Linked DNA regions of Mus musculus: regions 1, 3 and 4 are each linked to region 2. Evidence: chromatin loops called from intact Hi-C (ENCODE). Cell type or tissue: left cerebral cortex. All regions are shown on one strand. Links, peaks and the distances in the headings refer to the core of each region. The heading gives the core; the rest is flanking DNA. Region 1 overlaps Zfyve28 (zinc finger, FYVE domain containing 28). Region 2 holds the start of Rnf4 (ring finger protein 4). Region 3 holds the start of Zfyve28 (zinc finger, FYVE domain containing 28). Region 4 overlaps Zfyve28 (zinc finger, FYVE domain containing 28).

What was found. Hi-C counts contacts between places; a loop is a spot of excess contacts. Peaks named below come from ENCODE experiments on the same cell type or tissue, not always from the same donor. Only the 100,000 strongest peaks of a DNase experiment are listed, where the experiment ranks them.
Region 1: it touches region 2 in a loop (2.3-fold over the local background); 7 of 42 quality-filtered maps call a loop at or near these places.
Region 3: a loop joins it to region 2, with 2.4 times the contacts of the local background. A loop is called at or near these places in 6 of 42 quality-filtered maps.
Region 4: it touches region 2 in a loop (2.4-fold over the local background); 6 of 42 quality-filtered maps call a loop at or near these places.

Annotation. Positions count from the first base shown.
Region 1 is chr5:34,206,181-34,213,606 of GRCm38, forward strand. All of the region lies in intron 8 of Zfyve28 (zinc finger, FYVE domain containing 28), which reads right to left. Among named protein-coding and RNA genes, the nearest start is that of Mxd4, 22 kb to the left of the region's middle. In left cerebral cortex, for the core only: a CTCF peak has its summit at 4,244 (motif pointing right); a DNase peak (open chromatin) is centred at 4,245.
Region 2 is chr5:34,333,264-34,340,689 of GRCm38, forward strand. It overlaps Rnf4 (ring finger protein 4), which reads left to right and starts at 2,987. Exons shown (of 8, transcript NM_011278.5): 1 at 2,987-3,278. It also overlaps A830049F12Rik. In left cerebral cortex, for the core only: no CTCF peak of the experiment used is centred there; DNase peaks (open chromatin) are centred at 3,027 and 3,634; H3K4me3 peaks cover 2,385 bases; H3K27ac peaks cover 1,681 bases.
Region 3 is chr5:34,284,975-34,292,400 of GRCm38, forward strand. It overlaps Zfyve28 (zinc finger, FYVE domain containing 28), which reads right to left and starts at 3,350. Exons shown (of 13, transcript NM_001015039.1): 1 at 3,125-3,350. The coding sequence starts at 3,163. It overlaps Cfap99 (cilia and flagella associated protein 99), which reads left to right and starts at 3,691. Exons shown (of 16, transcript NM_001370805.1): 1 at 3,691-3,786. In left cerebral cortex, for the core only: a CTCF peak has its summit at 3,489; DNase peaks (open chromatin) are centred at 1,685, 2,009, 2,381, 2,979 and 1 more place; H3K4me3 peaks cover 3,213 bases; H3K27ac peaks cover 2,376 bases.
Region 4 is chr5:34,268,023-34,275,448 of GRCm38, forward strand. All of the region lies in intron 1 of Zfyve28 (zinc finger, FYVE domain containing 28), which reads right to left. Among named protein-coding and RNA genes, the nearest start is that of Zfyve28, 17 kb to the right of the region's middle. In left cerebral cortex, for the core only: a CTCF peak has its summit at 3,886 (motif pointing right); DNase peaks (open chromatin) are centred at 2,181, 3,924 and 5,348; H3K27ac peaks cover 1,341 bases.

The DNA of each region.
Region 1 (7,426 bases), core at 1,605-6,604, 130 kb before region 2:
CCTAGGACAGGATCTCCCTCACAGCCCCTGATAGAACCAGCTCTGAGACTCCCTTATCTTGACTTCCTGTTGTCAAGACTGCAAGACGGCAGTTTTCCTCTGCAGCATCTACTGCTCATTGTTAAAGAAGCTCCAAGACATTTTTTTTCATGAAGGAATGAATGTCCATGACTTAAATGAACCCAATATGAACCGTACCAGGCACAGGCTGCACCCAATCACTGCATAGCTCCTACCAAGAACCCTACAGATCCAGGACAGAGAAGCTCTGCATACAAAAGTCATGAGGTCTCTATTCAACTCACTCACCTCCCATCCCTTTAACTCCCTCTCTACAAACAGACCCTGCTACACAAATCTCTTCCTGCTCCACCCCTGCCCACTACTGTGGACCCATTGTGTATTAACACAATGAGAATGTAAAAACCTGCAACAGCCTTTCTTCTTGTTCTGGATCTACACCAGAAGATCCCCAACACAGTAGCCTCCATGTCTGAGGAACAGACAAGAGAGTCCATACATAAGCAGGCTCTCCTCTCTGCGGGGACAATCACTTTGCAGGGACCAGACACTATATGGAAGAGTGCCCTGGCCAGGCACTCTTCCTGATGTCATCATCATGGCACCATGAAAACACATCCAATGGTGGTTCCTCTGGGAAAGTGGAAGAGCAGAGTAGTCAGAAGCCCAAGATCCATATGTTATGGTGAATGCCACATGCCCCCAAGTGTGACACATCCACATCACACCCCAGAGGATTTGGCAGTGAGCTTTTTGGAGAGAAGGTACTTTATAGATTCGTCAGTGTCAGGATCTCACGATGAGGCCAGCCTGGATGATCAGTAAAGGTCCTTATGAGGGAGAGATTTCCCACAAGTCAAGGAAATGCCAGGAGCCCTGGGAACTCGAGGCAGGAAGGCTCAGAACCTTTAGCTGGAGTACAATGTGACCTCAGACCTCTAGCCTCTAAGACTTGAGAGTAGAAGTCTGGCTTTAGGTCTCCTCTAACACTAATATGGATATGGAATCTCTGATCCCCTCCTGAGACCATCTCACAGCTGCTCGTGAGTTACTGGTCCAGAGATGAGATCACTGAGCCCAGATAATAGCAGTCAAATGTCCTGATGGCTAGATAAAGATCCAGTCTGTGAAACAGCAGTGCAGCTGCCTCAGGCCACTAATACACAGAGCCGTTTGCAGGGAGGGGATATTCATGCAGTGAAGAGAAGTCCACACAAGCACAGCACGCTTAAAGTGTTTGATGCCGTCAAAGGAAATAGTCATACCTAACATATAATTATAGCTTAAGTCGTTTAGGGGAGTCGGAACTTGTAATCAATGTTTATACATCTAGGAAAGTGCTCTGCAAAGAGTGTTTACTGTTGCTTTCATTCCACAAATTGAACAGCAAAGAGGTGGTCTCGATTCATGCTTCTGAGTGCAGGCTTTGAATGCCACAGCACCTGGAGACCAACTGCAGGAAACGAAGGAAGACAGCTGAAGTCTCTTTAAGAGAAACAGCACACACACACACACACACACACACACACACACACACACAAGGGATGGGGGGAGGGGCTTCTGGTGACATGGCAACTGTCACTACAGATTCTAGCTGCCCCTACCCCCATTACCTCTGCCAAGCCTCTCAGGGTGACTTGGAAGGAAGGTGGATCCTCACTTCCACCCCACCATTCCAGGCTAGGGACTACAACCCTGAGAGGGTGGCTGAGGGGACACCATCCCCAACCCTCTGAAATCCCCACAGCTCCCACTCCTCCCCTCCTTGCCACTCAGAGCCTCTCTCTGGGGCAGGGAAAGGGTCAGAGTTCTCATCCACATCCCACAGTTATCAAAAGATAGCCGAGAGGCAGAAGAAGCACTGTGGGACAGCAAATAGTCCTGAATGTGACAAGGCAAGCACCAGGTCCGCCAAGTGCAAAATGAACTAAGCTCCATTCTCTCTGGCGGCCTGACGTCTCTGGCCTTTGAGAAGGGCGGGCCATTCACCTAGATAGGAACATTCTTTACATTTTCAGTTACTGCTGACCAAGACCACATATTCAGGTTCGGCTGAGGCTAAGTACAGAGTGCCCTGCCTCAGGCATGCCTGTCTGAAGACACGGAGCCAATTAGCCTGTGAACTGCACTCACACCCATGTTGTGATGCCATGGTGGGACCCCCATGAGGTAAAGGACTCTCAGGAAATTAGACAGTCTGAGCTGAAGGTTGCCAGGCATCAACATCTATGCCAGGGCCTCTGTTTATTTAATCCACAGAGTGGAGAAGTAATGCTGTCTGACCTTAAGAGAGGAATGCTAAGCCCACACTGTGGAGGGATGAGCCTTTGATGCACATTCTCTAGACATGGGGCTGAGACATCATAGATCATCAGGATAATGGAGAAGAGAGAGTCGAGGCAACCAGGAAAGCCATTGAGGTCACAGGCTGCCTCAATCTGCCATTGTCAAGGTGGGAGCCCTCTGAAGACCTAGCTAGGACAACAGAATGAAGTTGCCCCAGCACGGAGTGACCAAAGGTCTACTCATGCTCTGTGGACATTGCTCTCATGGCAAGATAACTGATCCTAGACTTCCCAAGGCCTGTGCTAGAAGTGTCTCCACATCTGACTGTGAAAGTATCCAGAAGAAACACAGTAAGCCAGACTCTACAGCCATACACAAGGCTCTGATCACTACACTCAGCCCCTGGCTATCCCAGGGAAGGAGAGACACAGACATCAGGTGGGCCTGAGAAGCCCTATCCTCAGAGCCCAACCTTGATTATGACAGTGATAGCATGGCCTCTGTGAGGAGGCCAAGCCTGCAATCCATCAGTGAAGGCCAGCGGGCTGTGACCTAAGGGACACATGTGTAGGGTCAGTGGGGAAGGAAATCCTATTCATGCTGGTAACCCGTTATGCCAAAGATATGTGAGCCTGAATCCACAGTCCCTCCTCTACTGGATTGAGTGCAATAGTGCCCAATATGGAGACTGCCTCTAAGTGGCCACAGATGCCACAACTACTCTTGTGGTTCTGGTCTACTCACCAGGTCCTGAGGCCATCTGCCCTGCCCAGTTTCATCTGTCTATCAGCCTACAACACTGCTCACACCTTCAGGAGACACCTAGTCTCAGAGACAGAGTCAAGACCAGGATAGCACTCACCCCAGCTCTCAGAAGGCCCCCACTACTATGGTATGGGACTCTAACCTCCACATCACTACTTTTTAACTAAAGATGCAATATGTGTGTGTACACTAAAAATGTATGGAGATGAAAATAAACAAAAAGTGTGTTTACATATGTAATGCACACAATGTATATGTGTGTGCATGCAAGCACAGATACAATACACTCAGGCACACACACCAAACACACTACCACTCTTGTCATGCATGCCTGAGCTTCTGCTGCTTCTAAACGCTTCCTAGAAACTGTGCAGCAGCAAGTGGGTGAGCTTGGCTGAGGCCTTCCCTGGTCACACTGCAGTTTAAACAGCGGAAGCCTCTTCTGAAGCCTGCTGTCTGAGGATGGGCACCCTTCGACTGCATGTGATCTACGGTAGCCTTCTTTCCCTTGCTTACTTGTGAGTCTGTGCTCCCTCAGAAGCAAGAAGACTACACTGGAAATGGTCTTGCTTCACACGGATGGAACACCTGCTATATGTCTTGCTGAGAACTAAGAGCCAGGACTAGCTTGCAACCCTTCTCCAGAACAGCACAGGACATGGAGCACATACCATAAGGCTCAGTACTTCAGGCCTGGACTCTGCCAAGCCATATTCTCCAGGAGCCTCCTCCCAACACGGCACCTTCCCTACACCCACTGATACTCAGATGAGGATCTGAGGTTCCCTAAGGGAACCATCACATATGTGCCCTCTAAAGTGGGGACTGGACCACTACCAGCATACACTGGGGCTACGTTTGGGCAGAAGACAACAGGGCAGACACTGGGGAAAAGATGGAGGAAATAAGAACATTAACACTGAGACTCCAAGACTCAACAGTGCTAGGGCTAGCGACATCTGAAGGCCCATTGCCTTCCTGCCCACAGTGCTGCATTTCCACTTGGCCTTGAGCCAGGGCATTTCCCTAGATGAGGATTCTAAATCCTATCCAGATACACTGGAAATACAACAACATGCTACATGGGACTGGTTAAGAGATACTGTGAATGGTTCTAGCACATGGCCCAGCAGCTGAAATCAGTTAGAAGCCACTGCAGCTATCCACCACCAGGGGGAGCCATAGAAATGCCTGCCAGAAGGCAGCCACAGATCCCCACGCTAGTAAAGTGCCCCATTGGCTCAACAAAGGCAGTAACTGGAACTGTGCTAAAGGCCTGGTGTAAGGTGTGTCTGAGCTGCAGCCCAGAACTGTAAGCTTGTTTAAACAATGTGGGTTTTGGTTTTTGTTGTTTGGTGGTTTTTTTGTTTTTTTGTTTTTTGGGAGGTTTTTTTTTTTTTTTTTCTTTTGGTTTTTTCTTTGTCTGTTTTGTTTTTAATTTTTTTTAAATTTATTTTCTTTTAATTAAGTATTTCCTTCATTTACATTTCAAATGCTATCCCAAAATTCCCCCATACCCTCCCCCCACCCCCACTCCCACTTCTTGGCCCTGGCGTTCCCCAGTACTGAGGCATATAAAGTTTGCAAGACCAAGGGGCCTCTCTTCCCAATGATGGCCCACTAGGCCATCTTCTGCTACATATGCAGCTAGAGACACGAGCTCTGGGGGTACTGGGTAGTTCAAATTGTTGTTCTACCTATAGGGTTGCAGACCCCTTTAGCTCCTTGGGTACTTTCTCTAGCTCCTCCATTGGGGGCCCTGTGTTCCATCCAATAGCTGACTGTGAGCATCCACTTCTGTGTTTGCCAGGCCCCGGCTTTTTTTTTTTTTTTTTTTAAAGACAGGGTTTCTCTGTGAAGCCCTAGCTGTCATGGAACTCACTGTGTAGACCAGGCTGGGCTTGAACTCAAGAGATTACCTGACTCTGCCTCCCAAGTGAACTACCACCATCTGGCTGATATACACACACACACACACACACAGAGAACACAGGCTCTGCCTCCCAGGTCAGCAGGATGTATAGTAGGTGCCTGTGTTGGTAAAGATGGGCACACCTTGGAGCACGTATGTTGTGTATGTTGTGTATGCGTAGGTCAGTGTTTCTCTGGAAAGATTTTGACCTCTGTGATGCTGATTCTAGACCCTGGGGTAAAGTCTAAAGAAAAAAAAGAAAAAGAAACTGCCCAGGACTAACCTAAAACATAAATTGGAAATATGGTGTAAATAGACTATGTCCTGTGACACAATACCATTTCTATTAGAGTTGTGGGTTTGGCTGTTTTTTAAATTTTGTGTGTAAGGGTGTTTTGCTTGCATGTGTGTATTGCATGTTTGCTCGGGGCATCACAGATGATTTAAGAGGGCACTGGATCTAGAGTTACAAAGTTATGAGTTGTCATGTGGGTGCTGGGAACTACATCAAGGTCCTCTGGAAGGGCAGCCAGTGCTCTTAATCACGGAGCCATCTCTCCAACCCTAGAGTTGTGTTTAACAGGAACTTTGTGGAGAAATACTCACAGCATCAGTTTCACTATGAAGAATAATCAAAACTATTCATAAAATGTGGGAAATTTTTATTTACTTCTTTTAGTCTTTTTAGTGTTTCTAGAGTTTTTACAATGATCAGGGACCACACAGAGGGGAAAAAAAAGGGATTAGTGTAGTTTCTACAGCAAACATCCCTGCATGCTAAGGGTGAGAGATGGGTTTGAGTGGGTTTTGTCCTCTGACAAGCAGACAATGGAGTTGACAACAAAGAACGTTTTGAGTCAGGAAGCTAAGGTTAGGTGGGAGAAAACCAGCTTTCTAAAAATGTCAACTTTTCCCAAAAACATCAATCTCTGACCACTGAACAGATAGGAAAGAAGCTAGCGGAAAGGAAAGACCATTCCAGGAAAGAAAAGGAAAGAAGTTCCAGAACATTCACTCAGCAGGGTGAGGACATCCATGCTGACTACTCACAATGTCCCACCACCCTTGATGCTGGGGCTGGTGGACTCAGCCAAGGACAGAAGAGCACCCACAGAGGGGCTTCTCCAGCAGGGTCTACACTCTCAGCCGTAGGCCCCTCTGCTGCCAGCATGTGTTAGTCCCTTGGCAGGAATGACCCTTGGTCCTTGTGGAGTCCTTCTACTTGACTAGTAGTAATACACACTCCAGGGATGTGGAGGGCTCCAGCCTCAAATGCAGGTCTCTTGCCACAGCTCCCTGCTTTTCTTCCATTTTCACAGAGGTGGGACTCACACACGGGACAGAAACTTGTGAGCACAGGGCCTGCCACTGTTCATTACGCTTCCCATGTCACATATCACAGGAGATACAGAGGCACCTGCCAGATGATGGGTGAACCCCGTGATCAAATTGGAACAGCAGAGAAATGGATCCTGCTGCTTGAAAGAGTGAAGGTCACTATCCCTTCCATGGACACTGAGGCGAGGCAGACATTAGCATCTGTCTCCCAGATGTATAACTAGAGTTGAATCATAACCCACTTGTGATGAATAATCTTGGTTGTCAATTTGACTGCATACAGAAGGAAACTTTTTTTTTTTTGGTTCAAGACAGGGTTTCTCACAGAAGGTAACTGAAACCCAAGACGCTGGGCACTCCTGTGAGGAATTTTCTTAATCTGATTATTTGAGCAGGAAGACCCACCCTAAATCTGGGTCACATCTTCCAGTGCCAGCCCACAGAAAAGGACACAGAGGAAGAAACCTTTGCTTTTTGCCTGCCTGTCCTCACTCTCACTGGCAAGTTCATCTACCCTGTTGCTGCGGAACTCCTTCAGTGGTGATAGAAACAACTTCTCCAGGATTCCAACGCAGACTGAAGATCAGCTACTCCCCAGGAATCCTTCAGGACCATAGCACCAGATTAGGACTGCTGAAACAGCCAGCCTACAGACTGGACAACTACCAGTTCTCAGCCTTACCAGCATGAGACTTTGCAGTACCCAGACTAGGTCCTATATAGATAGATCCCAATCTAGTACAGGGATATATATATATATATATATATATATATATATATATATATATATATATATACACACACATACATACATATATATATAATTTTAAAACATATTAAGAATTGAAATTCAAATACTTATAATGTATATATCTGATATACATACATACATATGTATACATACACACACATACACACGCACACATACACACCCTATCTTGCTCTTTCAGAGAATCCTAATATACCACCCTGTGCATGAGACGACATGTGTCATAAAAAAGCTCTGTCACACTGCTGTTACACTAACCAGACCTCCTGACGTCTCATTCCACATTTCAGCAAATGTTCTGCCTGTGTGTGACTGGCCTCTTCCTTCTGTTTGAA
Region 2 (7,426 bases), core at 938-5,937:
TCCTTAGACATTTTGAGCTGCATTTCGACATGTAGAATCAGTTGCCTGCCTGTTAAACCTGAGAATCAAGCTGTATTTTGGAGTGTGAAGGGTCATTAGCCCACTCAAGTGGGTGGCTCTGCCAGCCTTGTCCTTCTCCAGCCTCTCTGCCTTGCTAATAAGCATTAGATTACATTCCTAAAGGTAGCCCCCAAGGTCCATTCCCTTATTTGGTTACTTTCTCCTCTTGAGGCTGATTACGAAGATAGAGCTATAAAAATACTGAAGTCCAGTAATCAAAAGCCCCATTTGGCTCACCTAATTAACATTTCCAATTAAAATATACTACCACATCCTAGCCCATTCTAACATAGATTTCCCCCTTTTTTCCCACATCTTAAAAAATTACACCTATAGGGCTGGAGAGATACCTCAGTAGTTAAGAGCACGGACTGCTCTTCTGGAGGTCCTGAGTTCAATTCCCAGCAACCTCATGGTGGCTCACAACCATCTGTAATAGGATCAGATGCCCTCTTCTGGTGTATCTAAAGACAGCTACAATGTACTCATCATATATATAAAATAAATAAAATCTTTTAAAAAATTACATCTGGGGGCTGGAGAGATGGCTTAGCAGTTAAGAGCACTGACTGTTCTTCCGAAGGTCCTGAGTTCAAATCCCAGCAACCACATGGTGGCTCACAACCATAATGAGATCTGACTCCCTCTTCTGGAGTGTCTGAAGACAGCTACAGTGTACTTACATATAAAATTAAAAATTTAAAATTTAAAATTACACCTATAAGGCCACTTACTTCTGTTTTTCATCCTAAGTCAGAAAGCAGTCCCTTTAACTTTTCTTCCCCACTTAATAAAGGGTCTTTCTTTGAAAACAAGTGTTTGGGTGTGGTTTGTGCTGCCTGAACAAGGTAAAAAGAGAACCCCTGCTCTTCTGGGTATTCCTTCAAGGTGTGCCAGGGACTGGCAAGCCAGCTGTTGCAGGATTTGAGAAAGCAGCCTCTGCTGGCCTCTTGAATGTCCCTTTATGGGAGAGATACGGTGTTCAGAGGCAAGAGAGTTGACTGTTAAACCCTGTTAGATACAATGAGAGTTGGAAAGATTTGAACTGACTGCTCACAACTGTAATTCCAGCTCCAGGGATTCCAACATCCTCAAACAGAGGGATGAAAGACCTTTAAAGGGAAGAAGAAGGGTAAGGATATACATCATATGAATGAGGTTGCAAGCAGTTCAGAGCAGATCTAAAACAGGAACTTAGTAATTACAAATAGAAACAAATAGAAACCTTAATTTGCAAGGATGTAACACAGAACAAACAGGAACTTATTAAATACAAACAGAAACCTTAACTTGCATAGGACAAACAGAAACTTACTAATTACAAATAGAAACTTTAACTTGCAAGGACTTAACTTAGGACAAATAAACTTTTTTGGTGGTTTGTTTGTTTTTTGAGACAGGGTTTCTCTGTTATAGCCCTGGCTGTCCTGGAACTCACTTTGTAGACCAGGCTGGCCTGGAACTCAGAAATCTGTCTGCCTCTGCCTCCTGAGTGCTGGGATTAAAGGCGCCACCACTGCTCGCTTTTTTTGGTGTTTTTTGAGTCAGTGTTTCTGTATAGCCTTGACTGTCCTGGAACTAGCCTATCAGGCTAGCCTCAGACTTAGAGATCTGCCTGCCTCTGCCTCCTGAGTTTAATCTCTGCTGGGATTAAAGGTGTGGGCCACTACTTCCTGGCAAGAAATATTTAACTGTTTAACTGCAAACAGAACCTTTAACCTATAAGGGTATATATTCCTGTTTTGGTCTCACCTGATTTAAGTATTCAAAAAATTATAAGAAATACCTACATTTTTCTTACAAATGTAAGTTCTCTTTATTCCTATTTATAACATTTGGAAAGCATGCCCAAAACATCAAAACACATTTTACACTGGAGTCAGGTATGTATTTATCATACACACTTTATCCTAAGTTCTCTTATAATTCCATAAAACGTCAGAGATTGTAATATGGAAAATATTAACGGTCGGGTTTTGATCTGCTTCGCCATGTTAATCAATCTTCCAGGATCTATATCCCCACAGAAGCAATTCAACCACATTTAGGATAACCTTCAAATCATCTGCTCAAGTAGTCTGAGGGTCCTCATCTATTTCTTTCTAGTTGCTATTTATCTATGGATAGATCATTTTCCAGTTGCTAAACCCATCCCTCCACCTAGCCCAGGAGCAGCAGGACTTGTATTACCTGTTAGCACTCACATTCTTATTAACCGGCAGAAGTAGGTAAAATGGATAACCTGTAATAGGTGTGAATGGACTGAGACTTGCCTAAAGTTATTATACTGGTTTTCAGATTCAGGTAAGAGAGATTCTGTAACATGAGATGTCCTAAGACCCAATTCCAGGCCCTGGTCTTGCCCGAGGCCGTTCTTTGCATTCCATGGGACTTGTGTTCTGAGTCCTGCCTTTCTCGCCTCTGCCCCGACACACTTGGGCAGCTAACCCGCAGACTCCTGGGCATGCCCAGCTCTACCTTCCCCCGCCTTTAGCACACACAATGTCTAACTGGACGTTCTCTTTCGTCTAGTCCTCAAGCTTCCTCCAGGTAGGCCTCCCAAACGTATAGGTGAGCCCCCTGTCCAGATGATGGGATTCCTGCGAGGGAGAGTCCGGGGACCGACATGCCTAAGAGCCTGGCACTTATGGTGCGAATCCCGGCCTGGTTGCCTGTGGATCAGCAGAAAATTGGGGCCTTGGGCGAGTCTCTGGTACGCCTCATTAACGACCGAGGAGACGGAGAAGGGTACGGATTATGGTTTAGGGCTAGATGCAGCCGTAAGGGCCACCGTATACCAGGTCAGAAGCCAAACGAAAAGTCAAACACCCAGCGGGCAAGCTCGCGACGCGCCTCAGCAACGACACCGCCAAGTTCTCGTGGGAGGAGCGCGACTGGCGGCACTCTCGCGGGAAGTGGAAGCTCCCGCAAGCAGGCGGGGGGCGTGACCGGAAGAAGGTGTATTTCAAAGTGGTAATAGATGGTTTTCTCACCCAATAAAATTGCAATTTATCCTCCTAAACCGGTAGAGCACGGGAGAAAAGGCGGGAGAGGCCAATAAGGGCTGAGAAGGGCGGGCCGGTGCCGGACGAGCGGAAGTGGGTCTTCGTGAGGCGGTGGAGGCTTGCTTGAACGGGTCTCCTCAGCGGCGGCTGGAGTCGGTACGTCCTTGCCCGAGCTCATCAGCCGAGGCGTCTGGCAGCAAACCCCAGCTCCAAGTAAGGCTGGGCTCCGCAGCATGGAAGCGGCGGGGCAGGGCGGTGCGGGCGTGGAGCGCGGGCGGCCTCTCGGCCCGCACTGGGGTTGGTGGCCGCCCGCCTCTCGCAGAACCGCGCTTCTCCGGCTTGGGCCCTCTGCCGCCTCTTTCCCGGAGAGCACGCGGTTGTCGGAACATGGAGCGGCGCCGTCGTCGGAAGTAGGGAAATGTCTTGTGTGGGGGTATCCGCTCGCCAACCCGCGGCCTGGCCGGAGAACCTCTTTCGCCAAGTAGGAAGGGAAACTGAGGCTCGGCGAGGGTTGGGGGTCGCCCAAGGTCACTCTCGGGGCCGGGCGGGCGGATTGCAGAGAACCTGAGCGAGGTTTTTGTTCCTTGCTGATGACGCAGCCTTTGTGTGGTCGCGTCGCCGCCCCGCCTTCCGGAGGCCTGCGAGTTTGCTGGGGCACCCGGGCCGCGTGGCGGGCCGTATCTAAGTTGCGAGAGTGCCGAGGACGCTTGCGGGCTTTGGAGCTGAATGGGGTTTGGGCTTCCAGGAGCCACTTTTGGTTCTATCTATGGTTAGTCAAGCGGGCGATTGCGACCTCCATCCTTAGCCCGGTGCCTGCTCGGGCCCTTCCCTCAGGGCCACATCTGTACACAGGGATAGGAAACTTAACCTTTAACATTGTTCGCAGTGGACGCCATTGTCCACATTTTGATTAGGGCGGGGGAGGAGTCCAGATATGGGCGTTCCTGCTTTTTGTTTTTTTAAACTTTACCCCTGGGCGTTTTAAGCTTCAGTTTTTCGGTCTGCCGTTTAGTTTAGGTTGCCCAAGTAATTGGGGGAGCCCGAGGTTCACAAAGGCTGAGGTAGTCTGAGGTCTTTCAGCCTGCAGATTGACTCTTGTTCCTGACAATGGTGAGAGGGAACCTCTCTCCAGCCCAGACCCCACACACACCTGGTGCTTTTTCTTTTTAATGGTTGGAGAAAACACTTGCGTCCCGGTTTGCCTGTGAGTTCGATGTGAAATGAGTGGAAAGTTGTCTTGCTTACTAAGTACTTTGAAGAGTGCTTGTGATTCCAGCCTTTCAGAGGTAGAGGCAGAAGAATCAGGAATCTGAGGATATGTTCGGTCCTAGGTGGAATCGAGGCTAGCCTGGGCTACTTGAGACTCCATTTCAATAACAGTTTTGGTTTTGTTTCCTAGCTTATTTGGTTGTTCCGCCCCCCCCCCCCCAGGAAAGTTGGTTTCTTGGTGACTGTAATATTTATTTCATTTCTGAACAAAGGGTATTTATTGTTTTGTTGGGACTGGAAATTGGACTCAGAGCCTCACAAATGTTAGGCAGCTCCTTTACTACTGAGTTACATCTCTGGTCCTCTTTTTATTATTACCAATACTGATGTGTTGTATGATGTGGGCACCCGGGTGCCATGATGTATATTTGGTGGTGAGAAGACAACTTTGTGAAGTCAACTCTTCCTGTTTTTTATGAGATTACTTCGGTTTCAATTAATTTATTGGATCTCTATAAAGCTAATGCATTACCTGCTATGGTAAACAAACTCCTCATTTTACTTTTTAGTTTGAGAGAGGGTCTTCCTAAGTTGCCTAGGCTACCCTTGAACTTCCTTGATAGTCCTGGCAGGCCTTGAATGTGGCAGTCCTCCTGACTCAACTGAGATCATGGGCCTGTAAGAATCCTACTACCAAGTCTTTTTTTTTTTTCCTGATAGAGAATATAATTTCACATGTATTGAAAGGATCCATTTCCCCTCTAGATCTGAAACTCTTCCATGTCCCTCAAGAAATAAAGTATAGCCAAACTGGTGGATCATGCTTGTAATCCTGTGTATTCAAGAGATTGGGGCAAGAGGATCATAAGTAACTGGGGCTGTGGAATGAGTTCTGGGCAAGTGAGTTAGCCTCATTCTCTCTGTAGGTGTGGGTTATATATGCTTCTAGAAACCAGTGTTGCCTCATCATTATTTGACTTCTTTGAGACCAGATCTCTAGGCCTTAGTAGGCTTCCTACCACCCTAACCCCCGCAGACTCACACAGTGGGGTTTACAGGTGAGCACTCTGCTGTAACTAAGCATTTGACATGGATACTGGAATCTGAACTCATGATTCTTTTTTGTTTGCTTGTTTTTGTTTTTAGAGACAGGGTTTCTCTGTATAGCCCTGGCTGTCCTGGAACTAACTCACTTTGGAGATCAGGCTGTCCTGGAACTCAGAAATCCGCCTGCCTCTGCCTCCCAAGTGCTAGGACTAAAGGCGTGCGCCACCAGTGGAGTCTATGGTATTTAATTTAGAGATATGGGTGGGCAGTAGTGGCACACGCCTTTAATCCCAAGCACTTGGGAGGCAGAAGCAGGTGGATCTGAGTTTGAGGCCAGCCTGGTCTCCAAAGTGAGTTCCAGGACAGCCAGGACTATACAGAGATCACTGACTCAAAAAAAGGAAGAAAAAAAAAGAGAGAGAGAAATTTCTTGAAGGTGTACCCAGACATTTGGGTTTTGTAATTCCAGATCTAGTCAAGTTGACAACCAAGAATAGCTATCATACTATGTAAAGGTGGATGGAAGAAATCCACAAAGTTATCTTCTGACCTTTATATTACACACTATATATGGCACATCATATGTGTGTCCATATGATAGTTTTTAAATTTATTCTGAGATAGGACCTCAACTGTATATCCCTGACTGGCCTCACATTTGCTATGTAGATCAGACTGGCCTCACACTCAGAGATCTGCGTGACTCTGCCTTCCAAGTATTATGTAAAGCACATTATGTGTTATGTCTTGGATACCAGAAGGTGACATAGATTTCTACATAAAATGCTTCTTTGGAATCATGTTTGTTTTGGTGGTGTCGATACGATAAGGAACAGTTTAAGAAGAAATTTTGTTTGCTAGTCACAGCTTCTTTGAAAAATAGAAGGGAAAATCAGAGTCACAGTTGTGCGGGTTTGATACTGCAGTAGTCATTCACCCTCCACTTGACAATAACTTGAATGTGGGAAGCCATCTAAAGCTCAATGTCACAAGCAAGCTGACAGTATCATAGTTGATTTCGTTAGCCAGTTTTCACTTGTAGAACACTACATTTTAAAAATTTATTGGCCATGTTATTGAGTATTGGACCTATAATTCAATGTTTTTATAAGGAACATGTTTCTGTAACTGTAAATGAAGCCAGTCAGGTGTGTGCAAGTTCAGGGAAGGAGGCTAGCTGTGTGTTTTAACTATATTTATTACCTTGTGACAATGAGAATGGAGGTGGCAGCAAGAAGACAGCCTACTGAGACTGTAGATTACCTGTGGGAAATGGAAGAAAAAAAGCAACTTGAGGTTTCTGTTCCTAATTTTCACTCATTCTGTGTCTTTCTTGCTCTAATTCTCTTCAATTTTTCCAGGGACATTTTGCCTGAATTCCTCACATAGAATATTTGTAACATTCTGGAGTTTTTAGCTTTTGGTCTACCGGCATTTAGTTTGCTTACCTCTTGGTTTTATGGTTTATTGTTTTGTTTTAGATAAAGGCTCACTATGTGATAATATCCCAGGCTTGGCCTCTATCTGAGTCTTTCTGATTTGCTCTCCCAGATTTGAAGATTATAGGTATATTTAACAACATGCTTTGCCTTTATTGGTTTCATAGAATCACTCTTCTGGAATGAACAGCTGGGTACCCTCACATGAATGCTTGTCACTCTTTTTTGGTTTGGTTTGGTTTTTTGAGACAGGATTTGGTTTCTCTGTGTAGCCTTGGCTGTCCTGGAACTCACTTTGTAGCCAGGCTGGCCTCGAACTCAGAAATCCGCCTGCCTCTGCCTCCCCAAGTGCTGGGTTTAAAGGCGTGCACCACCACGCCCGGCATGTTTGTCACTCTTACAGGTTTAGAAATGCCTGGTCTGTCCTTTCCCAGTCGAAAGTGGTCACTATTCTACCCTAGGTCTTTCAATGGCAAGGGCACCATCACCCTCAAAGTAATTTGCCTTCAACCAATTATCATAACATCTATTTTGTGCAAAATATTAGGGAGGTGGAAAGTAGATAAAGCCCTGTCACAGTGAGGACTTCCTTTGTACTAGGATGGGGGTGCTCTTGTTGAGGTCATTGTGCTGGTGGATTGTGTTGGAAGGAAGGAATCAAGAGTT
Region 3 (7,426 bases), core at 949-5,948, 48 kb before region 2:
TCTCTGAACTGTAGGAATAACAACATTTTTCAAAATATTTCCACCACAAGTTATGAACATGGTCTGTATGTGTTCGGTTTTAAACCATAGCAGCAGTTACATTTAAATGTTGTTTAAATAGTGTATCTAAATAGGAAGTGAAAGGGGATCAAGTCTGAAGCAATCTCCCCAGACAGCCCCCCTCCTCCCCCACACCCCACCTCCACTCCTGCCACCATTTAACTCTTCCAGGCCCAGAATCATTTCAGGACCAACTCTCAATTCACTTGTGCCAAAATATGTTCAAATATAGGAAGGAGAAACATAATCGCTTCATAACTGAAGGGAAAAAAATCTAAGCTTTGGTTTGAAAAATTAAAAACTACTAGGATGACCTACCGCAACCCAAATGCTTCAAACAATCAAGACACCGACATTCAACAATGAATCTCAAACCAGAGATGCCTCACCATTAGACTGGCCACAGGGCATCAGCTCTGGAGACAGTCATGGCCAGAGCAAGATCTCAGACAGAGATATGGCTCAAGTCCAGAGGTCAAGGACAGTAACAGACAGCTTATTGAGAAATGACAATGAGGAAGAGGACAGCTGCAGGGGGGGGGGGTCTAACCTATCTCTTCCCTTCTAAAAAGTACATGGCTTTGGGCTGAATCACCCAAAGTTACCAACTCAGCTCTCCACTTGCCATGGTCTGTACCTAGAAAGCAATCTACTGCTCAACAGGGAACGTTATGGACATGATACTTAACTTTGGGGCACAACAAAGGAAGACCACTGTGAATTAACTGTGAGTGATAACCAATGGTTAAGTAGGCACTGCTCCTTCCTTTCAAACAGTTAAGGAGGGTCACAGAACACACCTTTCCTACTGTAGCACTGCTGGAATGGCACCTGGACGCCCCAGCGCCCCACAAGCATTCTGTCTTAGTCAGGGTTTCTATTCCTGCACAAACATCATGACAAAGAAGCAGTTGGGGAGGAAAGGGTTTATTCAGCTTACACTTCCATACTGCTGTTCATCACCAAGGAAGTCAGGACTGGAACTCAAGCAGGTCAGGAAGCAGGAGCTGATGCAGAGGCCATGGAGGGATGTTCTTTACTGGCTTGCTTCCTCTGGCTTGCTCAGCCTGCTCTCTAGTAGAGCCCAAGACTACCTGCCTAGAGATTGGGGGGGGGGGGGCGCACAAGGGGCCTTTTCCCCTTGATCACTAATTGAGAAAATGCCTTACAGCCTTACAGTTGGATCTCATGGAGGCATTTCCTCAACTGAAGTCCTTTCTCTGTGATAATTCCAGCTATGTCAAGTTGACACAAAACTAGCCGGTACACATTCTGAGAAGCATTCTGAGAGACAGGGACGTAGCTCGGGCATGCAAACACTCCCACCTGCTCCCCTGACATTTGTTATTGAAAAAGTAAATCCCACCTCTGCAATGACTTTTTCAGTACTGAACTTGTGTTGTTGTTGTTGTTGTTGTTGTTGTCGTTTGGTTTTGTTTTTCTTGTGCTAAAAATTCACTCAATTGGGGCGGGGGGCACTCCTTGTGCAGATAAGCAGAGCAGGAGCTGCTGCAGCCGCTAGCAGACCCACTAACCATCAGCAGGCAGGACTGTGCACATTGAAGGGATTGCAGCAAAGAGAGTGCCAGACGCCTAGGGCGTGGCTAAGGGCAAGCAAGACTCAAACCACACCCATCGCAAGGGTCGCAAGGGTTCCCCACACACAACCCCACCCCCCAGTATATTTGCCCACAACCAGGAAGACAGGAGCACGAGCCGCTGCTGCACCAGCGCACAAGACTCCAGAATACCTTCTGTCCAGTCCGAGGCTGATCAAAGGCAGCCCCATGCTTTGTAAGCCTTCACCCCAACATTCTCTAACCTAAGGAAAAACTTCCCGACCTCGGCAGACAAAAACTGTAACAGATTCAGATCCCTGAAAGTCCCCTAAACCTCAAATGCCAGTCTTCCAAACAGACCAGCTGTCTCTCCAGAATACTCGCCCCACTCCGAGAGACCATTCACAGAGTCTGGGACAGAAACCCTAAATCAAGAAATGTGGCTAGTCACGGCGGGAGAGCGGTCAGTTCCTTGGGTGGGCCAAAGAGAAGGAGGCCTCTGACTTCGGAGATACCAGCACGCAGCCGCTGCACTGCTCCCGCCCTTAGTCTTTGCAGTGACCCCACCCAGGTCGTGACCCTCTGAAGACCTCCAGCGTTGGCGTCCCCAGACTCCGCCAACCCCCAACACGCAGCTTTGGACGCCGCAGCTGCGTCCTGGATCTTCGCTGGATCCTAGCTTTGCATCGCCCAGCTGCGAACAGAGCGCACCGGGTCCGGCTCCGGGCTGCCAGCCCCAGGCAGGCAGCGGGACGCAGCGCCCGCAGTGCGACTGGCACGGCTGCCGGGGCGCGCCGCCTGGACCCGAACTGGCTGGTGAATCGCACCTCCGGCCCACTGAAGCTTCAAGCTCCACGAGCCTCACCCCGCGACTGGGCAGAGGACTGGTCGGAGATCCAAAAGGGTGCAGGCGGCTACCGGAACAGGATAGAGATGAGAACTGGACCAAGATCCAATTACTCCGTTTTGGGATAGAGGACCAGACCGCGGCGTGAGGGACCTCTAAGATACGGGAAGAAAGAGTCTGACCAAAGCCTAAGGTTGGAGAAAGGGGAATGAAACGGTCGGTTCCCAAGTGCGAAGGGAGGGTGGGAGACCCACTATCCTAGGACAGAATAATTGTGTTGCGAAAAGATGAAGGAGCATCAGCGGTGAGGCTAGAGGGAACCAAGAGAAGTAGGGGCTCTGAGCACGCAGGCTGGGACCGCTGGGTGCGAGCTGGAGCCAGCCCATCTAGTATCCAGACGAGGAGAAACATGACAGTACACCCAGGCCCGAAAGAAAGAGCCCCGTCTGGTACTGGAAAAGAGCAGTCAATGCGCGCCAGGTACATGGTCTGTCCAAGTCGCGGAATGCAGGGAAAGGGCATCCCATGAACTGGAGAAAGAAATTCATACAGGGCCAAGGAAACGAGGTCTATCTATCAAGGAGGGACCTGCAGGATAAGGGATCTGGAGGGGGGAAAGCGCGACGCCGGGACATGGTCCGCAGCTGGAGCCGCTCACCTTGGGTTTGTACAGCCACTTTCGGAATCTGTTCATCATCGCCGCGCCGGCCCGAGCCACGCTCCGGGCGGCCCTCGCCCTCTGCAGCGCTGCGCCCGGGTCCGGCTGCGGCGCGGGGTGGACACGCAGGCAGGGCCGGGACCTGCTTGAGCAAGCAGATCGTGTGCGCGGCGCCTAGCGCCGAGCAGCTGGCTGCAGGTGCGCGGGGCAGGTGCGCGGCCGGAAGGATGCTCAGCAAGCGGCGCGCGGCCGACCCAAACCCGCGAGCGGGCGGGCGCGCGGAAAGGCGCGGGCACAGGGCGCGCGGTGCTTCACGGCTTAAGAGCACCCAGCGCCTCCGCCGGTCACGACCGCACATGCGCCGGAGGCGCCGCACGCCCCCGGCCCGCTGCAAGTGGTGGATGGGGCGAGCCCGGCGAGGCCGCCAATCCCCGCCCAACGCCACGCCGTACCCCACCCGGGACGCGCACCAAGGGAGGGAGGCTCAGGACTACAGGTCCCGGCGCCCACCGCGGGCAGGGCCTGCGCGGCGTTGCTAGGTGACGGCGCCCAAACGATGCCTAGGCGATCTGCGGGTACCGGAGCTGGCCAGTGAACGCTCCCGCCCGCGGCGCCTGGACAGACTACGAGGTTAAAGCCAAGGAAGGCCAAGAGGCCCGCAGGTAGGCAGGCAGGTTAAGGTGAGGGGCCGCCACAGGGAGCCAGGCACAGCCCATCCTCTTCTCCCTAACTCGTTTTCTCCAGTTCTCCAATCTTTGCCTATTTTCTGGCCTTAGCGAGCTACCTTTGCGCTTTTCTTCCCACCTCCAAAAATAAAAGTAGGGTGTTTTCCACCACCTCCAATCAATCTCTCTCTCTCCCTCCCTCTCCCTCCCTCCCTCCCTCCCTCCCTCCCTCCCTCTCTCCCTCTCTCCCTCTCTCCCTCTCTCTCTCTCTCTGTTAACAGGTGACCCAGATGACTACCTCTTAATACAGTGTGTGTACCCTAGCAGTTCCTGCATCTTCCCTTAGCCCCTCAGCCCTGGACCTGCTTTGTAGCTCCCTTCTTACTCCTTGGAAGCTGCTCTCCACCCATTTCTATGTAGTTCCAGGCAGCTACGTGGTTTTAAAAACATTTTTTCCCTCCAGCCTAAATGCTTGAATTCAGATGTTTGCCTGTTCTTCACTATTTGTACAACTAACAGATCACCTTAGAGTCAACATGTCCACAACTGTATACTCTCTCAGTCATAAAAACTGCTTGTGGGGCTGGGAAGATAGCTCAATCAGTGACGTGTTTGCCTAATTAGTGGAAGAAGGTTCAGCATGCCAGAACTCACTGGAAAAACAAAAACAAAAACAAAAACCCTAGGCATGGACTGGAGAGATAGCACGGTGATTAAGAGCAGTGGGTGCTCTTGGCAAGGCCCCAGATTCAGTCACCAGCACCTCCATGGCTGCTCACAACTTTCTGTAACTCCACCTCCAAATAATCAAACCCCTCTTCTGGACTTCATGGGCCCTGCATGCATGTGATGCACATACATACATGCAGGCAAATACACATAAACATAAGAAATAAATATATTTTTGTAAAAAAGGCCAGGCATTATGACATTTACAATCGCTGCACTTCAGAGGCTAAGAAGATGGACCCACGGGGTTCACTAGTCAATGTAGCCTATTGCCTAGTTGGTGAGCACCACAATAATGGGAAACTCTGCCCAAAACACAAGGTGGAGCTGGGCGTGGCGGCGCACGCCTTTAATCCCAGCACTTGGGAGGCAGAGGCAGGCAGATTTCTGAGTTTGAGGCCATCCTGGTCTACAAAGTGAGTTCCAGGACAGCCAGGGCTACACTACGGTCATTTTCTGGCCGCCCCATGGAAGTGCACACACTTACATATGCACCCATATATACACGCACATAAAAATAAGTAAAAAAATTTTAAAAGAAAACTAAAAGCAGCTCTTCCCAAAGCCATCATCTTCTCCAAGTGAAGACGTTGAGCAGACACATGAATTCATGTCCAGTAGTAAGTAGATTAATAAATTATCTGGTGTCTGTTCACCCTTGGCCAACTCCAAAGCCTGGGGCTATTACTGTGCAGAAGCTGTTTCTATGCTTCATATTGGAAGTTGTGCCCAAGATAAAGGCTGAGCCCAAGGAGGTAGGTATATCAGGATCAGGCTTAACTATAGGCAGAAAGATCCCAGCATGACAGATTTGTTCACATTCAAGAGATGTGTGCAGGGCTGGTGAGATGGCTCAGCGGGTAAGAGCACTGACTACTCTTTTGAAGGTTCTGAGTTCAAAACCCAACAACCACATGGTGGCTCACAACCACCCGTAATGAGATCTGATGCCCTCTTCTGGTGTGTCTGAAGTCAGCTACAGTGTACTTACATATAAATCTTTAAAAAAGAGAGAGAGATGTGTGCAGAGGTAATTCTGGACATGCAACAGGAACCAGCTTTCTGGCTACCATCCTTGACCTGTTTACTGAGGATTCAGGATGGCTGCACTGGTTCTAGCCATCGCCTCCTAAGCCCATGAACCTACTGGAAAAGAGAAGAAAGAGATGTCCTACACTTCAGGCTAATGCTCCCACAGTTTATTCTCTAGTACTTCTGAGAGATGGAAGAACTTGTACACACGACCATAGCCAGCTTTCAAGGAGGCTGAGAAATGTCACTGACCGGTTGGGTAACAATAGGCCCAAGTGAGAGTCAGGCTTTGTAGTTCAGGAGGGAAGAGAAAGCTGCAAGGAGTGGCTTCATAGCCTGTTGTAGAAATTTTTAATTCCAACCTGGGGTTTCTACACAGTCTTTGACCATTTAGTTCATGGATAAAAGACACAACCTTTATATTTACAATAAGCCTTAAACAGCACAACAGCTGAGCAGATACCTACCTTATATGCAATTAGAATCTACTTTCCTATTGATAACCCCAAATTATTACTTACTACTTACTATGTTTCATCTGGGCTGCTCTTAACTTCAATTGGCCAGCCCTCGAGGCCAGCTCATCTAAACCTATGGTGGCTTCTCCTTCCTCCTGCACCTTCTTCTTCTCATGGTTCTTCTCCAATCCCAAGCCCAGAAAATCTAAACCCCACCGATGTCTCTTCTGCTCAGCTATTAGCTATTGGCATCTTTATATACCAATCAGAAATAGCCTGGGGGCAGGGTCACTTAGGTCTATGTGCAGACTCCTGGTCTTTCCCCTCCCCCAACACTTAACATTGTGATACACAGTAAAAGACAAAACCTCAACAGTAGCCGCCACACTTAGCAGAGCAGCTTTAGTTGTGGGGAAAGAGGGTGCTTTCACTAACATATGTTTGATATGGCCTAAGCTGTTGAAGTGGATTGCATCTGATAGAAACGAACCCTCCTTGCTTGCTTCAGCCTGCCTTCCAGGTTACCTCAAGGGCCAGACCATTGAGCCCTGATTCGAGAATGGAGTTAAAGAGCCATATTTAAAGGTAATCAATCCACTTAGGAGTTAGATCTCAATTCTCACCCGCAAACTAAATAATACTGAGATACTTGAGATGTGGCTCAGTATTGGACCAATTACCCAGTGTAGGAGATGCTGTGGGTTCTGTCTCTTGCACTAAAAGCAAGTAAACAGACAATTATTTTAAGTAAAGCTGAGTCTGGCTGTGGATATGTGGGCCTGTGATCCCAGCACTGAGGAAGCAGAGGCAGGAGGATGGAGATTTTGAAGCCAGACTCCACTACATATCAAGACCACCTTCCCCAAAACAAAAATAAACAAGAAAAAAATTAAACCAAAACTTAGTGTAGAGTTGAGGTGCTCGAAGCATGCTTCAGAGTTGGCTGAGCCCATGCCTGTTCTCCAGTCGCAGATATGATTGTTTTTCTCAAACTTTAGGTGAATTTCAGAGGGGATTCAGAGTCTATCCACCCTCACAAAGCACCTGCTCTTTGCCCAGGTGTGGGGCAAGGCAGCCTCCACCACACAGTGAGCAGAGGGTCAGGCTGGCTCCTGGGAGCTCCCTCCCACCTTCAGGTTGGTTCTTTGGTCCATTCCATTTGGATCCTCTACCAAGGTCAACTCTAGACCTGGGAGGGCTTGAATTAATTCCTTCCATCCTCCCTGACTCAGGTCAGCCTCGGGCACTTGACCCACCCTTTTTGCAGAGACACACAGGCTCCATAGCAGGGGAGCAGGAAGCAGTCTTTGCTCCCTGGCACCCTGGGCAACACATCCACATCAATTCAGCCCAAGACCTGGGCTTCCAGATTGGAAACTTACTGAAAAAGGAAAATCTAATATTCCCATCAGAGTATC
Region 4 (7,426 bases), core at 983-5,982, 65 kb before region 2:
CAGCCAATGTTCAGCAGATTCATCATGTCTTCCCATGCTCTGGGGTGCTCCCAGGTGGGACGGAGGCAAAAGTGCGCCTCCTGTCATTATCTCTTTAAAAAAAAAAAAGACTTGTATTCAGTCCCTAAAGAAGGCAAGGCCACAGCACTGTTATTGGGCACACCTCCACTGCTACGGGAGCTACAAAGCCAGAAAGAGTTACTGTTTTTGTCTAGGGTCAACTATCACTAAGTTCAACCTTCTCTTTCGTCATAGCAGTGAGTAAAAAAAGCAAGGCCTGCCATTTAAACTATCTTTAAGCATGCAGTTCACTGTTGAGCAGTTCACACCATTGTCTAACACCCTGCCCAACCTGTCTCCATCCTAAAATGAAACAGTTTCATTAAAGTGACTCCTCATCCCCCTGCTCCTACCAGCCCTTTGCAACCTCTGTGCCCTGTGTCTCTATGGAGTTGTCCATTTTTCCCCCTTCCCTTTCTCTCTCTTGCTCTGGCCCTGATCGCTCTGGGCCCTGCCCTCTCTGGGCCAGGAGTTGTCCTTTTTTTTTTTTAAAGATTTATTTGTTGATTATATGTAAATACACTGTAGCTGTCTTCAGACACTCCAGAAGAGGGAATCAGACCTCATTACCGATGGTTGTGAGCCACCATGTGGTTGCTGGGATTTGAACTCTGGACCGTCGGAAGAGCAGTCAGGTGCTCTTACCCACTGAGCCTTCTCACCAGCCCAAGTTGTCCATTTTAATGACTTCCTAAGGCAGTAAAAACCCTGTACATTCATTCTGTCGTTCACTGACTTGAATCCAAGCTCCGAAGGACTCCACAGTTATACAGGCAAGCCAGGTGTTTAGGAGCCTGCTGTGGAGTACTGTGGACGTAGTTCAGTTGGAATGCTTGCACAAGGCCCTGAGTTCAAACCCCAGCACTGCATAAGCCAGGACAGACAGTGTGTGCCTATAATCCCAACACTGGGAGGTGAAGGTAGAGCAGAAGTTCAAGATCACCCTTAGCTACATAGTGAGTTCAAGGCCAACCTACTTGCTTTAGCATCTGTGGATGTGGCCTCCCAGGGCCCATGCTGGCTGGGCTACAGATCTTGTCACCAGGTACTGTCATAAGAAAGGAAAGAAGGAATCAGAAGAGGGAGGGAAGAAAAGACTCTGATAAGGTTTGGATATGAAATTACATCACAGACTCCACCATATCTTTTGCCACCATGAAACTATACCCAACCACATGGGACCAAGAAACTCTGGGACTGAATCCTCTCCACCACAAACCCCTCCTCCGTCTGTCCAGCTATGTCAAGCGGCCACCACAAGGAGAAGAGCAATGGAGAGTGGAACGTGCTTAGCGTCTGCTTTTTTCCTACCCACGTCTATGGCAACTGCTCCTCTCTCTTCACTGCCCAGGTGAATGGGCCGTGGGCAGTTCCCTGACGGGAAGGGCTTGCTACCCCAGGAGAAGTCAGTCCATCTGTCATCCTGAATATTTTGTCTGCCAAGTAACAAACTGCCACCCACCTTGCCACTCGACATGACCCATTTTATTAGGGCACAGCTCTGTGGGTCAGATGCCAGGTACCACATGCTCACGCTCTCTGCTCTGTGAGAATCTACTGAAGAGAAACCATGTCCAGGCTCACTCACCCAGGTAGCTGGCAGAACCCGATACCAGGTGATGGCACATGTGAGGCTCCCTCCAACATGCCTCTAGTGTGCCCCTCCCTCCCTCAGCAGCAACCTAACATGCTGCCTTCTTTCTCTGCTCTCTACGCCCTGCTGGAGACAGTGCCAGTTCCCGGTGAATACTGAACCAGACGCACTGCATGGCTAAGAGGAGAGTACCGAGCCACAACGTGATGAAGCGGGACCTAAAATGTCATCACATACAAGAGAGCTAGAGTGTGGAATTTCAGGGGCCAGTTTTAACATGTGGTTCTTGCACCCCATGATCTGCCCTGCCCCACGAGCTCAGCTCTCTGTGCAAGCTCAAGATGCACAAACTGCCATCATTTCCCCCTCCTCGGGTGATATGACGTTTCCCCGGGGTCTGTCCTTATCTTAGTGCAAGCAGCGGTCCTCCCGCTGTATCTAAGACTCTCAAGTGTGCTGTGTCTTTAGCTTCTTTACAGACAAACAGAGTGTTTTTCTTCAGTGTTGGGTCTATTTCCCATCACAACGCTTCGCATTTCTGGAAGCAACAGCAGATCTGCACACTTGGCTCGGTTCCCCAGGCACCTATTCATGGTCCGAGGTGCTGAAACTGACGTCATTGATGGGGTGGAAAGGGAGGAACAGAAAGACCAAGTTCTGGTCAAAGTTACACAGTGGCTCCTGGTACTGATGGGTCAGGTGAGACAGGTCCTGCTCCCTTCTGTCCTGAGCCGTTCACCCCTGGTGCTGTGACAAGTCATCAAACACTAACACCCTCTTTCTGACTGTTCCTCACTGCAGCTCCTAGAAAACTCAGGAAGGTCCAAGGTGGCCAGAGAGGCTGCATAACCAATACAAAGCCTCCTTTTGGGAAGATGCAATGTGGAGAACTAGATAAAGGGGAGCAGCTACATGCTGCAACTATACTAAATGCTTGAATTGCTCACTTTATTTTTTTAAGATCTACTTATTATTATATGTAAGTACACTGTAGCTGCCTTTAGACACACCAGAAGATAGCATCAGATCTCATTATGGATGGTTGTGAGCCACTATGTAGCTGCTGGGATTTGAACTCAGAACCTTCAGACGAGCAGTCATTGCTCTTAACCACTGAGCCATCTCACCAGCCTGAATTGCTCACTTTAAAGTGATCAATTTGAAGCTCAAGTGTAGCTCAGTGGTAGGACACTTGCCAGAGCACATAGCACCCTGCCTCTAATTCCTAGCACAGAAAAAAGAAGAGTGAAGGAAGAAAAAAAAAGGAGAAAGAAGAAAAAGAAGTAAATTTTATGATACCTGGATTTTACTTTTTGAAGATTTATTTCCTTGTTTTTATTTATGTGTTATGTGTATCTGTGTGATTGTATGCCACGTGTGTATGGGTGTCCATGTGTGGATGCCCACATAGGAGAGTGCATCAGGTCCTCTGGAGCTAGCATTGCAGGTAGCTATGAGCTGCCCGTGTGGATAGTGGGAATCTAAGCTCAGCCCTGCAACAACAGCAAGTGCCTTTCACCACTGAGCAACTCTCCAACTCTGAGGGTTTTTGAAGGAGGAAGAGGAGGAAGAGGAGGAGGAGGCAGTGGCAGCAATGACGATGACAAAGAAGTCCTAGACAGGAAACCTGACTCTCCCTGTGAAGGTGCAGCCTGGAGAAGCCGCCTCCTTTACAGCCCACTGGAAGAACTCAGTGTGGGTGCACCTGGTACCTCCCGCCTTCCCTGTAAATAAGCAGCACCAGGCAATCACTTCCCAGACCCATCAGAAATCCAGTAACCAAGTAAACTCCATGTTACAGCAGAAACAGACATGAACCAAGAGGTAGGAAACAGACAAGACAGTTACACCAGTCTCTTTTAATCCTTATGTACAGTGGGTGTAATCATTTAGGAAAAAGACAATTTAAACTCAACGTTTACAAAACTGGTCAGGACAGGTTTGTCTTTTAGAGTTGAAGAAAATAAACTTAGGCCAGGCAGTGGTGGCGCACCCCTTTAATCCCAGCACTTGGGAGGCAGAGGCAGGCAGATTTCTGAGTTCAAGACCAGCCTGGTCTACAGAGTGAGTTCCAGGAAGCCAGGGATACACAGAGAAACCCTGTCTCAAAACAAACAAACAACAAAAACAAAAAAAACAAAAACAAAAAAAGAAAGAAAGAAAATAAACTTAGGCCTTTTAAAATTGTATTTTATGTGTATGGGTGCTTTGCCTGTATGTATCTCTGTGTACCGCACATGCAGAGCCGAAAGGGGCCAGAAGAGGGCACTAGATCCTCTGGGACTGGCGTGGTTACAGACAGTTACAGAGAGCAGGCACGTGGGTGCTGAGAATCCAGCCCTCTGGAAGAGCAGCCAAGCCCTCCAGCCCTCCAGCCCTCCAGCCCTCCAGCCCTCCAGCCCTCCAGCCCTCCAGCCCTCCAGCCCCAAGTTTAGGGCTCTTAATGAGACCATCTTTCTGTGTCTTACTGGCTCATGCATCTAAAAGGAAAATGTTTTTGAGACAGGACCCTGCTCCCTAGTCCAAGCTGGCCTCAAACTGGAGAATCCACCCACCTCATCCTCCCAGTAAGCTGGAATTACAGGTGTGCAGCATCACACATCACCTAAAATTATTTTAATACAGCTAAAACCCACAGCTCACAGTGCATCATTTATAGCTTTCTTCCCTTCCCTGAACTCTTCACATAACTGTTATGGAGGGGAACGACATCAGGTTTCTTAATAATTTTGTCAAAACGCCCACCTGGCATTCCCCTTACCCAGTACTTAAACTGACATCACTGGCACTTTGACCCATCAGCTCAATGAGAGTCACGCATCACACACCCCGGCTGGAGGAAGAACTCACAAATGTGGATAAATGGGCCCACTAGATCGATCCTGACGTTCCGAGAAAAGAGATTTTATGCCTTTCTATATTCAGAAAAAAAAAAAAAAGAAAAAAGAAAAAAGCTCTTTTGCTTCTGCCTTGGAAGGAAGCAAATTTACAGAGCTCCCACTAAAAGGACCACGGGTTGTGTCTTTCTCACCACCAAAGACATCTCATTGATTAGAGCCAGTCAGTTCTTTCTCATGTGCAGAGACTGGGAGTCCCTTGACTTGGGGCACCCAAAGGACTCCCCTAGCAATTCAGTTCAGGGCACCCAGAGGCCCACACTGATGCTCAGCACAACGCACTCAGGGTTTCCTACAGTTCCTTGGCATTGGACATACAGCTTGGGGAGGGACGCGGACTATCAGGTCACCTCAGCATAGCTGACCACCAGTCAAACAACACTTGCGCCTCTGGCTAATTATAGATAGTTTTACTCTCCAAAAAGCTTGCTGTTTCTCTCACAGTGCTGTGGACAACAATTATTTTTAAATCCCTGGCCTGGGAACTCCCTGGAAGGGAGGCTGCACAGGCTGAAGATACTCTTTTTCAACTCTGCAAAAACATTAAAGGTTACAAAGGTTATTTCAGACCGGGGCCTGAGTCCATCGGCCAACATACAAATGTTGGAACTCGCTCGGTCATGTCCACCCCACCTTACAACACAGACTTCACCTGAGCCCAGCTCTTCTGGCCCCTCCAGACAGCTTGGTTGTTGCCATATGTCATCCTAAAATGTATTTTTGGTTGTTTTTAACTCTATAAAAAGGGTGTCATGCGTATGTGGTATTTTGAGGCTGGTGTTTTGCACTTAGCATGATGCTGCTGAGACTTGTTCACACCCTGCTCCACTGTGACTCATACCACAGCCCAGCCCCAGAGTGGACACTCCATGGTCCATCAGCCATGACCTGAGGGACACCTGGGACTTCTGGTTTCTTACTGTCCTGAGCAGGGCTCCATGAACTCGTGAACCCTAGTGTATCTCTGGAGGCAGAGCTAACTCCAGCAGCTGCTGTTAATCAACTGCGGCAAACCCTGTGCCTGAGAACAGTGGAGCATAATGTCTCCTGTGCAGAAGACGAGAGAGCAGCAAGGCAGCCCTGGGCTTTCTCGTGCCCCAGATCTGGGCCCAGCACACAACAGCCTCCACTTACACTCACAGCACGCAACGGTGCCTCTCTGGCCCTCCACTGTCCCACCTCCCTCTGACCCCCATCTTCTCTCACTTCCCTGACTATCACCTGACACTTGTAACTTCAGGACCTTCCCAATTAACTGGGGAAATCCCACTAACCGAGAGACACCCGGTTAGCAGCCACAGTTCCACGGCTTCAGCTTCCATACAGCAACCTTCCATCAGGGTCTCCAGGGATTGGAGGGGAGGGGAAGATCTGAGGACCACTGTTAAACCAGATGCAGCTGCACTGCTCTGCTCAGACCCCAGGAGCCTGTCAGGCCTTCTAGGACCTGGCTCAAAGGACTTCACAAGGCTAGGCGGGAAGGGCAGGGGTGACTCAGTTGTGGTACCAGGACCCCTCAAGCCACTGAGTTTCTTGTCCGAGGTGGGTGTGAGCAGAGTCAGACACCATTCGATGTGACGGCTCTCTGCACCTGGTGTCCTAAAGACACCACATCTCCTAACAAAGGAGAATGCTTGCAAGCCAGCTCGTAGTCCCAAGACAGGAGCCTTGGTTTCTGGGTCCATGTGGACTCCTGGCATATGAATGGTCACCACACAGCACAGGGTTTGAGTCAGTGTCCTCATGCTGACACCCAGCAAGACACCAGGAGCTGCACACTCTTCTCTGCTCTGCAGATCGCTCAGCATCCCCGCCCCCCATGGTGGTGGCACAGTACAGACACCCAGTGCCAAGGATATGGCTGGCCACCATGATGGCTAACTTTCCCATGAACGTTACAACTTCACTCAGCTGTGAAAAGCTATCTTCCTTCCAAGAAGTGGATGAAATTATGTAGCCTCTCAGTGTGAAACACCATCTGTGCAGAGCTGGGAAGAATCCAGCACTCCCAGTCAGCTTGAAATTCCCCTCTTCACTCAGATATGGTCACTCCAGCTCCAACCTGGAACCCCCCAACTATTACATATACAGTACAAACACAGCCGTGCTTCTGATCCGGAAGATTCTGAAGGGCTGTCATTGAGACATAATCAATAACACCAGCGACAAAGAGAAACCCAACAAATGAAGTTCTCAAGCCAGAGCCACTATCAGAAAGATAGCCTCTTTGACGATGTTTTATAGAGGGACCTGTGGGCCTGATGGAAAATAGCCACAGGAAGACAACAAGCAAGCAACGTGGAAAGGGAGCAAGCGGGCAGATGGTATCAGCCAGCCAGCGCCAGCACTGCTGAAGGCTGTGCTGGGATGAAGGCTAGAAGTCAAAAACAAAAACAACAACAACAAATTATAAAACCTGCCACATGTAGTCATACACCCTTAATCCATAACAGAAGTCCTGTCAGTGCTGAGAGAGGTCCCCCAAGGGCTGTAGGATCCCTGACCTGGCTTGGGGGCCATCTAGAGAAGGCTTTGTGGAGACACTCAAGAGCTAGGGCCTTACCATTCCCACTACTGAGAAACCACTCAAAGCCTCCCTGGTACCCACAAGCACATCCAAAAGTTCAGGCATCAGAGGGACTGGTGTCCTCTAAGGGCTCCATCTGACCCACGAGACGCAGTCCCAGTCTACCCAGCCCAGAGCCCTGGCCTGAGACTCGGAGAACAGTTTTAGCACAAAGCCGCCTGCTCCCAGGGGCCAGTGCCCAGCTGCTGGAGTAGAGGGTAGGCCTTGGGTCTTCTGGGAGCCTCTGGGTTTGGTTCAAAGCACAGGGAATCTGGCTGTCACCTTGCAGCAGAAGAAACTGAGACCTCG